2 separate regions of the Homo sapiens genome follow, and region 2 is linked to region 1. A link is a loop called in an ENCODE intact Hi-C map of the cell type or tissue named here. Cell type or tissue: endothelial cell of umbilical vein. All regions are shown on one strand.

Region 1 (8,000 bases):
TGTATTTTTAGTAGAGATGGGGTTTCACCATGTTGGCCATGTTGGTCTCGAACTCCTTACCTCAGGTGATCCACCAGTCTTGGCCTCCCAAAGTGCTGAGATTACAAGCATGAGCCACCACATCTGGCTCTGGTTATTTTTTAAACACTCAAAAAAAATTATCGTCTGTTTAAATGACTTGTGTGATCCTACACAGCATAGGGGAAAAGCACTAGATATTCTTACTAATTGTCTGATTCTATATCCTAACTCCATCTATAACTATTTTGAAATATTCTAGATGCCTCACACACACTTAGTTAAGGTGTTTGTCATTATTTCAAAACTCCTTATGAGAAAAGTGCTTTAAAAATGAAAATCTTGCAGGCAAACTGAGTACATCCAAAGGATATAGTGAGACAGCATACCTTTGTGAGCAATGGATGCTCAGGGCACCAGAATAATTCCAGATCCTTCCCGTTGTAGGTGACAGAGGTCTTAAAATATCTTCGGTCTGAATAGAAGAAACTGATCTGGCAGTGAGTAGGCCAGGCAGACTAGGACTGACATCAGAACCAGCAATTACAGATGTGAGCTGATTTGCTTCCTATAAATTAAACACCATCCTACTCTACCGTACAACTGCTTTCAGTAATATTAGTAGAAAGAAAAAAAAAGAAAGTAGTTCAAAGACGTCCCTATGAAAGCTATTACCTCTATGACTCTACATGTTCAACTAGGAATCAGCCTATGGAATTGGCTCTGCATCTGCTCAGCCCAAATTTTACTCCGGAGATTCAAAGAATGGAGTGTTGGTTTGTACTTCCAAGAGAAATACTTGAAAATTTTCCTCAGTTTTTTTTTAAAAAATAACCAGGCAGGGCACAGAGGCTCACGTTTATAATCCCAACACTTTGGGAAGCCAAGGCGGGCGATCGAGACCAGCTTGGCCAACATGGTGAAACCCCATCAGTACTAAAAACACAAAAAATATTACCTAGGCATGGTGGCGCATTCCTGTAATCCCAGCTACTCAGGAGGCTGAGGCAGGAAACCACTTGAACCAGAGAGGCGGAGGCTGCAGTGAGCTGCTATCACACCATTGCAATCCAGCCCGGGTGACAGAGTGTGACTCTGCCTCAAAAAAAAATAAAAATAAAAAACATGCTATTATTCTGATATTAAAAAAAAAAGAAGAGGTAAGAATATAAGTAAAAGAATACACAGTGTTCTTCATGTAATACCAACAAGAAGCATAACATATCAAATACAACCTAAAACTATTTAAAATATCATTTGGGACAATTTGCCAAGGTAGTCCAAACTCTGAAGTAAAGTTACGTTCCTTATAAAGGTCTATATGCTGAAAAACATATCCTTATAAAATAAAACCAAAATTGTAAAACGTGGCCTATGGTAACAGTCAGAGGGTCACTCAATTCAGGTTGTCACACTTTGCTCTCATGGAAACATTGTATTATTTTAGCTCACCTAAGGTGTTCTATTACTAAAATAATGTTCTTTCCCAATATCAGAGTGACTAACATAAGTTACAGAACAAAATTAGCAGTGTGAAGTTTCTTCTCCCAATTTTTCTAAAGTATCTGACACCTGCTACCTCTTTCAATATTGGAATTCAACCTAACAGCGTACCTGGTTCAACACAAAAAAGGAACTGAGTTAGTTCAAGTTTACTATATCATGATTCAGGACTTCCAGGCACTCTGCTACCTTCAAAAATTAGATTAAGCCCAACAAGATCATAAGCATTTAAAGAGTACCCACTACACATGATAACAGGTATACACAGATGAGTAGGACATAGCCGAACTTTCACGAAGCGCCTACCAGGAAAGTGCGCACAGGCCAACAAGTATTTACTAAATGTCTACACTAAACACTGTACTCTGGGATGTAAAAAATTCATCGCACCACAGCAAGAACTTCAGGACTCATGCACTTGAGGTCCACTTTGAAATGCGAGATTGGGCGTGCTGGAATTAGATTATTACATGTGATAGGATTTCCCTTCCTAAGTGATAGTCATGCATCACATGACATTTCAGTCAACAAAACATCGAATATACAACTGTGGTCCCATAAGATTATAATACCGTATTTTTACTGTACCCTTTCTAAGTTTAGGTGTGTTTAGGCACAGTATTCAGTACGGTAACATGCTGAACAGGGATGTAGCCCAGGACTAATAAGCTATATACCATATAGCCTAGGTGTGAAGTAGGCTATACCATGTAGGTTTGTGTGAGTACATTCTATGATGCTCCCACAAGTACACATTTCTCAGAACATACCTGTCATTAAATGACACATGACTAAACCACGGTTTATATACACCATAACTCTAAGACTCTTAAAATACCAATCTGCTGGAAGTGACGTAGGCTATCCGAATCAAAAATATGAATCGATTCTTGAAGCGCAAGATAATTGCTAATTCAAAAACACTGGAAAGTAATGTTTAAACTCACAGAATGTAAATACTTCCTAACTATGTACAATTCATGGCATTTTAATCTAATGGGTCCAAATCATAAATTAAGGAAAAAAATTTCATTTAATTACTTGGCTTTTTAAGATACCATAATCAAACAAACTTTAGTACCATAATCAAACAAACTTTAGTACAAGAGGTCTGAATTACCTAGTTAAGTGTTTAGTTAATGAAGACTACTAGTTCTATTCAGCTCCTGCTAAATCTCATCAAGAAACTGTCTTCGATTCTTAATTTCTCTATAAAATAATGGGATTGGATTATACTGTTAATGTTCCTTAAACATCGAAAATTCTGTATTTCTGTGATGCATAAGATTAAAATGCCAACACAATTTTCAAATCAAGACTAAAGAAGCCATCTTAACCTTTGCAAACTGGTGATGTTAAAAAATTTACTATTTCCTACCTTATTGCAAGTATCATGCTTCAGATTTTACCTATTCATTGTTTTCAAGCATGTCAAAGAAAGTTTCGTGATTCAAGAGGTACTCCTCTAATCCTCAATACTAAAACTGTTTCATTAAATACAGTACAGGACCCTAAGGAAAATGTATACCAAAAGGGAGTGGGAGCCGAGAAGAATCTAATCCAAGTCAGACCTGGAACGCACTAATTAAAATTCAATATTTCACTTGGTATGTGGGTTCCTACATGAAACTCCTGTCATGGTTAAAGCTTAAGGTTAAACACGTTAATAGAAGCCAATAGAATGGCTCTATTGAATTGTACTGAACTTCTTTTTCAGCAGCTCCTTTACCTAACCACTATTTTAAGCTTTAAAATCAACTTCAGGGGTAGGCACCAAATAACCAAGTGAGCCACGGCAGCCGGGGCTGCAAACTGAAATCCATCTCGTATGGAAAATCATCATCAACTCACGTTTTCCATTTCAAACTGCGATACAGGTGGAAGAAAAGCTGTAAAAGCCTTCTCTTTGAAACTCCCATCACACGGCCTCAAGGCATTAACTTAAGAATCTCAAGATAACCTAAAGCAGCACAGTTGTCAGAAGACTCTAAAAGTTGTATGTGCGAGAGAAGGCAAAAAAACTACTTCGGGACTAAAGGTTAAATTTCGCTGCTGCATTCCCAAGACTTAAATTCAGAGAATCTTTCCACCTGGACAGAATGGGATTGTCTGGATCCCGATGAAAATGGGAAGTTATGTGCTTAATCCTCAGACGAGGGATTCCGGGGTGGGGGGCACAGTGAGGGTCTTCACACTCGGCTGGCAGAGAGGAGTGGGGCGCTGGGGAGGTCTGGTAACTGAGGGCGACTAGGAGCCAGAAGCGAAGCTTTCCGTCAGGAAGGCCTGGGGCTCGCACTGCAAGGGGCCAAGCGCCGGGCAGCCTGGTGGTCGGCGAAGCACCCCAGCCAACTCAGGCCAACCCGGACGCCCGGCCTCCCTTCTCCCGCGCGAGGGCGACGTGCCCCCACCCGTCCTCTCAGCCTGCGCGAGGAAGAAGCGGAGCGCCGGGCCGCAGAAAACCAGCACGCACGACATGTAGGCACCAAAAAAACGCAATTCGAACACGACCAGTTTGCAGAAGGCACAAAATGCCACGGCGTGACGCCCCATTCCGAGCGCGGTGCGGACGGCGGCGCAGGGAGCGCAGCGCGTGCGCCCGGGAAGCGCGCGGCTCTCAGCTCCGCCTCCCCCACACCCCCCGCCCCCGGCTCCCCGCGCCGCAGCCGCCGCTGCTGCCCCTCTGGGATCTCCGCGCAGCGCGGCCCCGCGAGGCGGGCGCCGGGGAGGGGAGGGGAGGGGCCGCGCTCCCCGCCTCCCCGCTGGCCCGCGCGGCTCCCCAGCCCGGAGCCTACTCACCTCCTCCTCCTCCTCCTCCTTGTCTCTCCCTCCTGGCCACCGGCGCGGCCCAGCCGGCGACGCGCTGACGCCGTGCCCCTCCCCCGCGGCCGCCGCGGATGCCGCCGCCCCTCCCGGCCCGCGGCCGCCTCGGCCTCCGGGCGCGTCAGGCGCTGGTCCCGCCCCTCGGCCCGCCCGCGCAATCGAGGCTCCGCCTCTCTGCGCCGCCCGGACTCCGCTGGCGCGAGGTCCCTGAGTCAGCGGCGCTCCCGCCCGCGCGAATCGCTCCGCCCCAGCCCGCGGGCTCGGCTCCTCGCACCTGCCCACTGTCCCCCGGCCTCGCACTGCTCCCCACCTCCCTGTGCGCCCTTTCCCATCTCGTCAGCACCCTGTCCGCCCTTTCAGCTTTTTCGTACTCTTTCCCCAACCTCCTAGTCCTGTTCTAAGCTCGCATAGTCACCTTCTCTTTCCTTCTGGAAGGTCTGTGCTGTTCATTAGGTCGACCTCGGATTCCCCGTGCAGTTTTCCAGCCGGCCCGTTGCATCTCCTTTCCTGGTCCACTCCCCGGCCTACTAGAGCCTCAGGGCCCCTGTGCGGGTTCCTGGCTCCCTTGCCGACACCTCTACCTGCTCTGCAGCCCGGAGCTCCTCCACAGCTGCTTTGCCAATGCCTCTTAATATCCCTCCTTCTGGACCTCCTCGATTCCCTCCTGGCAAGGCTCATGCTTTCCTTTATCTCCATTTTTCCCGTCCTTTCGGTTCTGACTACTCCACACACTTCTGATGCAGTTTGAGTATTCAATAATTGCATATTCGCGGTCCCATTTACACGAGGAGAGTCACATTGAGTAATTAAAAATCACAAAGCAAAGCGACAGCAGTGGAGACCATCATTTGACTTGCATAGTTCCATCTATATTTTCCTTATGCAATAATATTCTCATTGCCACTTGAATTTCAAGGAATGGGATTTTCTGTTGGGGCTTAAAATTCACAAATGTTGGATGTTTTTTCGCTGCGACCTAATTTCACTTTAGCTCTTTTATTTATAGAATACATAGTAGAAAGAGTACCAGGAAGTCCCAGGTGTTCTTGACTGTAAAGTGAGGAATGTGTCCCTTCGTTAAATTCCTTTATGAAGTAAAGGATCCTTTCTAAAGTAAAGGTTTTTGTATCTGGAAGGAGGTTGTAGGTTAAATGACTCTGGTGAAGGCAAAACATGCAAATATAACTGGATGTCTGGTTTATTAAGTAACTTCATTTTTAAAACTGCAACTCGGAAGAGTTAGGCTGTGATGTGGAAATGAATTAGGAAACATACCAAAATAAAGGAAATCGATTAGGTCTTTGTACTTATATCCACAAGTTGCTTTAAGTTATGTGAGTAAACATTCTTATCCTTAAATTGAAGCGTCGAAACTATCTTCCGTTCCAAACAAAATCCAGCTCTGTGTGGACATTCAAAGTTTAAAACCATTGTTGAATTGAACAACAGCATTGTAAGCATTTGAAAGCCTAATAAACCATCTGTCCATCCACTTTCACACAAATTGAGAAACAGAAAAGAGTAAATGCCAAAACCTGAAAGTGAGTGTTCTGACTACACATGAAACTAGTAAATCCTATTACACAGAATAAAATACAAAATGCTTCTCCACTTACGATGGGGTTACTTCCCAATAAACACAATGTAGGTTAAAAATATTGTAAGCCAAAATTGCATTTAATGCTAGCAACACAGCAGATGGTCCTCGACTTCCAATATTTTCAACTTTAGGATGGTATGAAATGTATGTGCATTCAGTAGAAACCATAACCCCATCATAAGTCATAAGAAGCTGCTCAACTTACCATGGGGTTACATCCAGATAAACCCATTGTAAAATGGAAAAATTCTAAATCGAACCACAATATCTGAAAAATCCTAAAGTTTATGGCTGCCATTTCATTGTTTTAAAAATAGAATTACATAATTTTATAATTAAACTGGTTCTTAAAATAATTGGGAGTCTAATCCTTTCATTTTAAAATGAAAAAAATTTTTAAATCTTTTTTAATCTGATTAAGAACTGAAGCCCAGAGAGGGTAAGTTGTTTACCCAATATTACCCAGCTTAATTGGAAACAAAGCCAGGGTTCAAACTCAGACTTTCTGTCTCACATACCTGCCAGCATCTGGCTCATGTTAATATTTAACACTTATATAAAGCTATTCAACATCAAAATTCCTTGACTTTGCAGCTTTGCCTACATGGTCTGAGTGATGTATAAAATTGCACTTGGCATTAGCTAGGAAGGTATTTCTGTCGAAGCTGTTTTGTCCCACTGGTTTCAAGGATTCCTGTTGCACAACTTTCATCTCAGTCAGGGTTCATCTGCATGATCCAGGCAATTCTGGCCAGACCTCCGGAGCCATGAACCAACCAAATGCATTCATCCTCGGTGGTGACAAGGTCTTTGCCTAATTGTAAGAATTATTAAGACCCTATTGCCAAGAAAATTACAGCATCACCGGGAAGGTAAAATATGAAACACAAAATGATAATTCAACACTACTAACGAAGGATTCGATTGTAAATTACCAATTTTAAGATGGAAAATAATCCATGTAAATTAAGGGAAGACTTCTTAACAATAACAACAAAAAAGGACAAAAAGTGAAATTTAGAATTTAGGTTGCCTTATGGAGAAAAAAGGTAAAGGAAATTGCTTAAATAAAGAAGTTAAGAAGAAAATAAGCACATCAATAACCAAGAAAAAGATAGGAGATCAGCTGAGGTAAAACAGGAGATTCATTTTAGAAACAACAGAAAACTAGCTGAAATAATAGAGTAGGATCATTGATAAGGGGCCTAAATTTGAGCCTGAGATATTTATTCTAATAGGAAATCATCTGGGTGGACTTGCAATGGGGAAAGGAGGACAAGACAGGGGGACCATAGCCTTGTCCAGTTCTGATGAAGCAAATAGAATTTAAAAGAATCGTTGGTCGTAAATGCAACTAAGGAAAGACTTGGGTTCACTGAGTATATGTAAGAATCAAAGATGAGAATGAAGTCCAAGATGACTTTAGGATTGTAGCAGGAGTCAATAACAGGACATACAGAACTTGGCACCTTAGAGTTGGAAGATGATCAACACTCACTGGTACAGCCTCTAAATTGATAGACAAGGAAGCCAGACATTTTCCCAAGGTAGACCCTCATCGTCACAAACTCATTCCAGAAAACTGTAGTTTACTGTTTAAATAGAATTAGAAGGTAAAAAAGGAAATGCTCACCCTGCTCCTGTCCCTGCTGGTGTTTTATGGTCAGCTAATTTTTATTTCTACTTCAGCCCCACTGATATAAAAGTGCTCAGTAATCCAGCATATAATATTACAATAGGAAATAAATCAATAAGTGTTTGTTAAATAAGTACCAAATGCACTTTGGTATGTTTCTACTCAGAACTCTGCTAGGTGTGGAAGCCTAGAAAAGTATAAAAAGGGAAGGGCCTCTGCCTTTCAGAAGCTTACAATCTGGTTGAAGAAAAAAGTTCAAAGCACCTGACACAATAGAGAGTAAATTCCATGGACGGTAAGAACAACATATGTGGACTGGAAGGTATGTTTATATAGAAACAGGGAGGAATACTGTTGAATGGATTGGAAGTGATATGATCTATAAAGTTCATTATTCAGCACATTTTTGTTAATCTTTAAGCA
Region 2 (8,000 bases), 680 kb after region 1:
AAAGTCCTCCCTTCCTTGAGTGTGTGTGTTGATGGGAGTCTGTTTGCCATCATCAGAAGGTTCATTGTATGTGTATGACTATGGGGCTGTATGTGTGTGTATGTGTGTGTGTGTGCATAAGGGGTGTGCAGAGTGCCTAGTTGTAAGCTTTAAAGCATTCTCAAATAATACAATAGAGAAAACTAGACACTACAGTGACACTACTTCCCCTGTTGCTTCCTAGGGAGTAACATGTAATCTCTTGTGATGGGCCAACTATTATATTGATGTCATACACATCACTGTGTTAATATGAAATAGGCAGTCTTTTACACTGGTGGCAGAGTGAATTTACACAATCTTTCTGGATGGCATTGTAGTACTACAAGTCAAGAACTTTAAAATTGTCATATTAGGAATTGATTTTAAGGTCATGTTCGTAGGTGTACACTAAGATTCATTAGGTAAGATTTTTGTTGCCAGAGAAAAAGTGAAAACAACTTAAATGTCCAACAGCAGGAGAACAGTTAATCAGCTACAGCATGTTCATCTAATTAAAGATTTTGCAGTTGTGTTTTTAAAGAATATCCAATGATATGGGGATAAGGTTTTAACTAATGTAGAGTGAAGGGAAAAAAGAATAAGAAACTAACACAGTTTTGTGGCAACTTCCTTTAAATATATATGTATTCTTCTATAGAGTAAATCACTAACAGCAAATATACTAAAGTTGTAGCAGTGATTTTCTCTATAGATTGGCATTCCATGTAGGATGGACGGATAGATAGATAGATGACAGATAGGCTAGATAGATAGATATTATATAGAGAAAACTTTTTCTTGTAATGAGGAAAATGCAATTTATTAGACATATAAAAGAAAAATGTTTACCCAATCTATAAATATTTCAAAGTATGAACATATCTAATGTTAAAATATATTTAATAAAACATTTTTCTTTCATAGGTCTAACCACCACAGAAGAGAAATTGTTTAAACCCCAATAAGAAATCCTAGATAGGGCAGGCCAGGTGCAGTGGCTCACGCCTGTAATCCCAGCACTTTGGGAGGCTGAGGCCGGTGGATCACGAGATCAGGAGATCGAGACCATCCTGGCTAACACGGTGAAACCTCGTCTCTACTAAAAATACAAAAAATTAGCCTGGTGTGGTGGTGGGCGCCTGTAGTCCCAGCTACTCGGGAGGCTGAGTCAGGAGAGTGGTGTGAAGCCGGGAGGCGGAGCTTGCAGTGAGCTGAGATCACACCACTGCACTCCAGCTTGGGCTACAGAGTGAGACTCCATCTCAAAAAAAAAAAAAAAAAAAAAAAAAGAAATCCTAGGCAGGGCAGAGGTTTAGAGACCAACTAGTCACGCTCACTACTTTCACAGTAAAGAAACAAGAAGCACAGAGAGGTGATATTTCGTCTATTGTAGTTGTAGCTGGTTTATGATAAAGTCAGAACATGTCCTAGCACAAGTCCATTCCAAGAAACTGAATGCATATAATTCTTAATGTTGTTCTTTGTTTACATTAAGTCATTGATTTTGACTTGAGTTTTGATAATTTGGTTGGCATATTTACCCACCAAATGCTCAACTGTCTCTTGTATTGTGGTTCATTTAATCTTCTGAATTCAAAAAGATTAACACAACATTGACAGTAGCCTTACACTTTATGCGGACAATGTCTGACCAGCCTTGATATGTAGCAGGAGTTTCTGTGTTTGAACCTGTAGCTATTTATGCATTTGCGTTTTAACATGGATGATGTTGAATTACAGACTGCTTAATCAAAAATGCAAGGAAAATAAACCAAAATAAATGATTTTCGATCCAGTAAGACAAGTTCTTTTAGTAAGGTATTTTTTTTTCCTACACGAAGTACAGAACCTTGTAAGAATTCAATAAATACTTGTTGACTGCATTAATAAATGCATGATGTTTGGAAGCACTTCCCTGGTGGTATAGAATTATAATAGTTAGAATTGGCTGCAACATTTAAATAATTCTTTAAATTGATGGAATTGAGATGTCCTGAATTACAAGAATAGATTATTTTGGTTTAAACTCTTCTATTTCACAATATGTAGGTCTTATGTTACAAATATTAACTATGAAAACATTACATAATATTACCTGGTATTCCAACCTTCTCACAATTGAGACAGTGAATATTTACAATTTCTAAGTAGAGAATATTTAAGGTAATAAGTTCTGAATAATATTTATTAACTATATTTAAATGATCCATCTGTTTATTAAAAACTTAAGTCTTTTGGAAATCACTTTATAAATGCAATTTTAATTCTTTACCATATCCATAGACCACTGCTTTCTTAAGAAAAGAGATTAAATGATTCAGGTTTAGAGAAACAAATTACTGTGCTAATCTTCAGGTATTTCTCTTCTTGATGCAGCCGCTAATGTCTAATCGGAGCAGCACAGGCCCTATCACAGTAGTTTTTTCATTAGTGCTCCACTGACTTATTTGTACAGGATTTCAAATCTGGTGTAAGAGACATACTAACCTTTAGCATTCATACAAAGCTTTCAGAAACCCACTGGCTCTTCTAAAATAACCCACAGAATCGGCCTTCTGCAGACTTAGGTGGTGCCACCATTCAGAAAGACTCCAAATGTAATACTGGAGCGAATGGTGGCATTTATAGACTTGTTTTTAAGGTTCCTAGAAATAAAGAGCCAGGTTTCCCTATGACATGAACTATTGAGAAGCCCGGAGGAGGATGGGTGGATCTGTCCCACAGTGGTAAGGTGTTTAGCTCGACCTGATTTTTTTTTTCTTACAAAATTGGTAAGTATAACTTAAAAGCCAGGTTTCCAGCTTTCTTTGATAGTTGGAGATCTGACAAAACTGGGTTCTCTTCCTCTCTTGGCACTAACCTGCTCGTGCTGGGTAGAGGCTGCCTCTAGATGAGGCAGGTGCCCTTTAATTTGCCACACTCTGCCTCTGCCCTTGCCTGCTTCATGCATCTATTAATACATTTCCTGCTCTGTCAGTATGGACATTATTTTTTAACCTCTGTCAAAGAACGAAAGCATTGTTGGTGCTTCCTTCTGCTCTAGGTGTGTTTCATAACTTGACTCAACATTTAATTCCATATTGCATTAGAAAGTACACTGAAATTTCAATAGGTAAATTTCTTTTATATCTTTTTAAGTCTGAATTATTATAAATGTTCTGCATTTATTTTATATATTTTTTTCTGCTTTTAAGGAAACGATGAAAGTCTTCCTAACCAGTCTTTCTCGCTATTGCAGTCTTCGTTGCTCTCCCTGTTTTCTGAACTCTTATAGCATTTATTCTCTCTACCTAATAATTTAGCTCTTAAGATTGGCTCTATGATGTTCTAAAATTCTATTGAATGTGTTAAACCTTTTTCTCCATGACGGGCAGAGATAATGCCTTTTACTTTCCTGCTGTCGTAGAGCCTAGCAAAGTTCTGATACACAGCAGATCTGAAGTATGCTTATTGGTTAAGTATTTTCCAATTTCATACGATTTAACCTAAAACATTAATTTTCTTTAGCACAAAAATCATGTATATGGCAAGTCAAATAATACCAATTTCTTTTTCATGTCTTTAAAAAAGAAGTATTTCTAACAAATGCATAATGTAAAAATCTAAGTTCTTGCCCTGAATTTCTATTGCCTTATACATTTCTTCTTATCACTACTGAGGCAGTGTTGTCCTCTTTTAATTTCTCTATTAACTTTAATTAGGCTCATGAGTTTGCTGGCCAGGTGGGTTTTCCCCAAACAGTCACAACTCCATATTCCAGGCTAGCAATAGACTTACATTAAGCTGCAGATTTGAAGCAGAATCTAACATTATAAGCTGTAGAAGGTGCCAGTGCCACCACAGCTCATTTTGTCCACTGAGGATTTCAGCAGGCAGCACTTTTAATAAGCCAGGCTCGGCATTTTTCAAGGAATACTTTGGGATCCATTTTTGAAAGCAATATTGGTTATGATTCCATTGCTGGAAGATTTCCGAGAAAATAACGTTTGTCCTCTTGAAAGTATGCTTGGTTCATACAGCATGAAGAATACAAACAGTTCTGAGCAACGGGTTCTAAATTTTACCATAACATATCTCTCACAGGTAATTTTCCAACCGCATTGTAATGGGAGCATGATAGAGTAGTAAGAATTAGTTCCATTTTAATCTTTTATTTTATTTTATTTTGTCTTTTAAGAAACATATACTTGCCTACGTCACTTATATATTTTAGTGCATTAACATAGATGTTGTTTGTAAGTTTCTTATGAAAAATAGTTACAAAGAAACAAAACAGAACTGAAAAGCTTCCTGTGATTCTACAGGGCATTAGATCGTCTCAGGTACTGGCTGCTGGTTTAATAAAAGGATAGGATTTCCATTTACTCCAGGCAGGCTTAATGTATTGTTCTCGGAGTGAGACAGTCAGAATGAGTCAGGAGCCAAAGAATACACTTTATAGACACAAATAATCGTAAATTCAGAATGTCACCTTTAGGCAGAGGCATTTTTATTATTGTTAGTGGAGCTGCTGAGTAGGTTTGATGTTTTATTCTCTTGAGGACTCAATGTTCCCGAGTCCTGGAGCCCTGTCTTTATCAGGCTCGCAAGGAGGGAGCCCAGCCAAACTTGCTTCCTATACTTCTCTATGATTGATAGCAGATGGCATGCTTTAAAATAAACCTATCCATTAGCAGTCCTCAGTGTTTTTACTCAAGGCATTTACAACTGTCTCAAGCAGAAAACACATTCACTCCATGAGCTAGTTTCAGTCCACAACAGCTGTACAGGTGCAAATCTCTCATTAACTCTTAAATAGTAGTAAAATAAACAATGGCTTTTCTCTTACTTTCTTTAAGGGAGTATACTTCAAAGCTGCCGTGGAATTACTCTCCTCCACAATGGAGCTTCAATGGATGGAGGTTTATTAAAACTGAGCTATATTATGCAATGATATGCTTGTCCCAGGAATTCATATCTTATGTGCGTGTTACAGTTTAAAAGTTTCTTTCTATGCTCACAGATTTAGTGGTAAATTACCATTCTCACAGGGGTGTTTCTGAAGAGGCAGAAAAGAAAGGAAAACTCAGCAAGTGTCCCCAGCAGGGCTCAGGTGCCTGGTTTCATGCCTCTGAACTCAACATGTCATGGTGTCATCCTCCTCACCTCCCTCTTCCTGCTCGCAAAGAGAGTGTTCATGCTGAGCTTTTACCAGTATGATGAGTTAATGGTTTATTTTTAGGCAGCCAGTGGATTTCCTTGCATATTGGTAATTAGACAAAAGCAAAGTCATTTTCAAAATTAATTTTTTACCGATACTGAACACAGGTGAGAGGGTTGGCCTCAGGACTTTGATTTGCACTCAAGGGGAGGAAAAAAAGCTTTGTCATTTGAAGAGTATAATTGTTCAAACAGAACTTACCTTGTGCCAGGTGTTGTTCTACAGGCTTACAAAAGTTAACTTATTTAATTTTATCAATAACTCTTGAAGAAACTAGTGATAATCCTAGTTTTACAGTTGAGTAAGCCACTGTGTGCTGTTATCTTTGTTATAATAAAAAGTGAGACCCTAATCAGAGTATTTCCTGAAAGGGGGACTTAAGAGACTGGATTCAGAGGCTTTAGTGCTGGTTTTCAAATTCTTGCTTCAGCAGTTACTCCGTATGACTGTGACATAATAGCATAATATTGGACTGCCCTCTCTCTCAGGGTCCTCAGTTATTATTTTATAACCTTACTTTGGCCTAGAATTGGCCCTAATATGGCTGTTGTGATGATTGGATAAATTAGTGTTTGTATAATGCTTAGAACAGTACCTGGTACTCAGAATGTGCTATGTAAGTTTTAGCTTTTGTGTCATCATCACCATTATTATTCAAGATATTAGATTGACATTAAACACTTGGTGTAAATTAGTCTTGTCTGAAATTATCTTCTATGTCTGGGACTGTATGTTTTGAAAAAAATTAATGTCCAAACAAAACAATTCATTTGTTTTTATTTCACACTTTATTAATCAGACACATACATAGTTGCCAATCAGAGACTCTGATCAGCATGAGGTAATAAGAGTCTTCATAGGAAATTGATAAGATTTTGCCCCAAAGCAAAGTAATTTGACATTCTAGCTTTAGTAGCCTTATTATTGGTGAATGTGCTATTCCCTTAGGCCTTCTGAAATAATGAAACTGGTTAATGGAACCCCTCATTACAGCCTTCCATGGGTCCCCATGGGCCCATGCTGCCATGATAGGTAAACCTGAGCCAAAATATCTCTTCAATGGGCAGCTGGAGAGGCAAAGCCATAAAAGTCATAAAATATGTCTCATGACTGCCCTTCCCCATGCTATTTTTAAAAAGGTAGTCTGTGTTAAAACATTTTCAACAAAGACTCACATAATAGAGGCATGCCATTGATTTCCCAATGAAGAGTATAAATAGTTCTGGGAAATATGATGGAAGAATCCAAGTACGCATGAGGTACTTCCATTGTAATGATTGTCATGGTTCTCATGTGTTTCCTCATCAGAAACCTTTTTGTAGAGACAGTTGCTTTCTTATCTTGCAAATAAGTTTCAGAATAAATATATCTGAATAAAAGGTGAAAAAGGGTTAAGTGACAAGGGGAAATAATAGGTAAAGAATAACATCTATTAGGACTGGGATATTTTATATTGGATATCTAGTATAGATACTAGATATCCAGTGATTACAATTGCAACAACTACTTGGTTACCCGAAATATTTCATTTGGATTTCTAAAAAGTAATTCTGTATTGGTTGTGGTTATAGAAGGTAAATGCTGGGCCAATGGGTATTCCATACTTCTTGTAAGCTTCAAGGGAATGTGGCTAGTGATTTGAGATTACTCAAGGGCATTTTGGTGTGCAGTTTTAGGGGAAGTCGGTACATTAATGGTTCCTCTACACTTCATTACTAGTTTTAGTATTACACTGAATGGGATTAAGTCAGTTAGATTTCTAAACTCTCTAAACAGAAAGAGAGAAGCCTAAGGAAGGGGGCCTACGAAAAAGAGTATACTTGCAGAAGTAAATGTCCTACAGAGAGAAATTAAGTTTTAAGAAATGTTTTTTTTATTTTTTTTCAGAAAGGTAGATATTAGAAGCTTGCATCGATTTATGAATATGTTTAAACACTAAGAGGTTTTTGGTAGAACGAATTGATTCATTCCATCTAGGACCATATTATTGTCGAAGTGAACTGTGTTTTCAGTACATTCATTAGTTACACAGTTAGTTTTATTTTGTAAAATTTAAAATAATTAGTATTTGGAGAGCAATGGGGGAAAGAAAATGCAGGGAACTGAGTATCAAGATACCCGCATTCTACAAAAAAAGCAACTTTGCATCTGTCTACTCTTCAGCCAAGTCCTCTCTCTCTTTATTTCTAAGAGTAAGCTCCCTATGTCTCAATTCCTCAACTGTAGACTGAGAAAGATGGACTGAATCAGAAAATCAAATGACTGGCAGTTGGGCTTATACCCCTCTCCCTCCCTCTACCCTGGTCATGACAGGCAGCAATCACAGACCACAGACTCTCCCTGCTGAGCCAGTGTGAGGCCTCCGAATTCCCACTGCAGTGACCCAAGCAGCCTTCCTATGGTCCTCATCACTCAAACTGAACTTGAAACGAGACATGTTGGCTAGCCCCTAGTCTCTAAAATTCAAATGTTCTAAATAGTCCCACTTTGAGGTGATAGCTAGGTTTAATTGGGCAGATGTGTTAAATGGATAAATAGATAAATAGATAATTCATATTCTGGTAAATATGGCATAAATGTTGGTGTCTTTATATTGCCTTCAGTGACTGCATTCCTAGGAGGAATGCTTCCTAGTAGGAAAATTTTGACATTTTTCCGCATGAGTTGACGTATTTACTATTACATCTTTAGAAATGCTGAGCCTATTGTTTTCTTTGTGTTAGTCACTTGGCCTCTTATCCAAAATAACCTTAAAATACTTTCTGCTGGTTTGTACCCA

Evidence for each region. Hi-C counts contacts between places; a loop is a spot of excess contacts. Peaks named below come from ENCODE experiments on the same cell type or tissue, not always from the same donor. Only the 100,000 strongest peaks of a DNase experiment are listed, where the experiment ranks them.
Region 2: it touches region 1 in a loop (4-fold over the local background); 2 of 110 quality-filtered maps call a loop at or near these places.

The regions. Positions count from the first base shown.
Region 1 is chr2:144,328,122-144,336,121 of GRCh38, forward strand. QTMAN (queuosine-tRNA mannosyltransferase) reads right to left here and starts at 4,391. Exons shown (of 12, transcript NM_001376312.2): 1 at 4,318-4,391. RefSeq lists a silencer at 4,066-4,665 and an enhancer at 4,447-5,024. In endothelial cell of umbilical vein, a CTCF peak has its summit at 3,907; DNase peaks (open chromatin) are centred at 3,360, 3,970 and 4,460; H3K4me3 peaks cover 1,863 bases; H3K27ac peaks cover 1,718 bases.
Region 2 is chr2:145,007,866-145,015,865 of GRCh38, forward strand. The region is part of intron 3 of TEX41 (testis expressed 41); the gene reads left to right. The region is part of intron 1 of LOC100505498 (a long non-coding RNA gene); the gene reads left to right. Among named protein-coding and RNA genes, the nearest start is that of LINC01966, 130 kb to the left of the region's middle. RefSeq lists an enhancer at 1-170. In endothelial cell of umbilical vein, no CTCF peak of the experiment used is centred here; a DNase peak (open chromatin) is centred at 4,446; H3K27ac peaks cover 2,552 bases.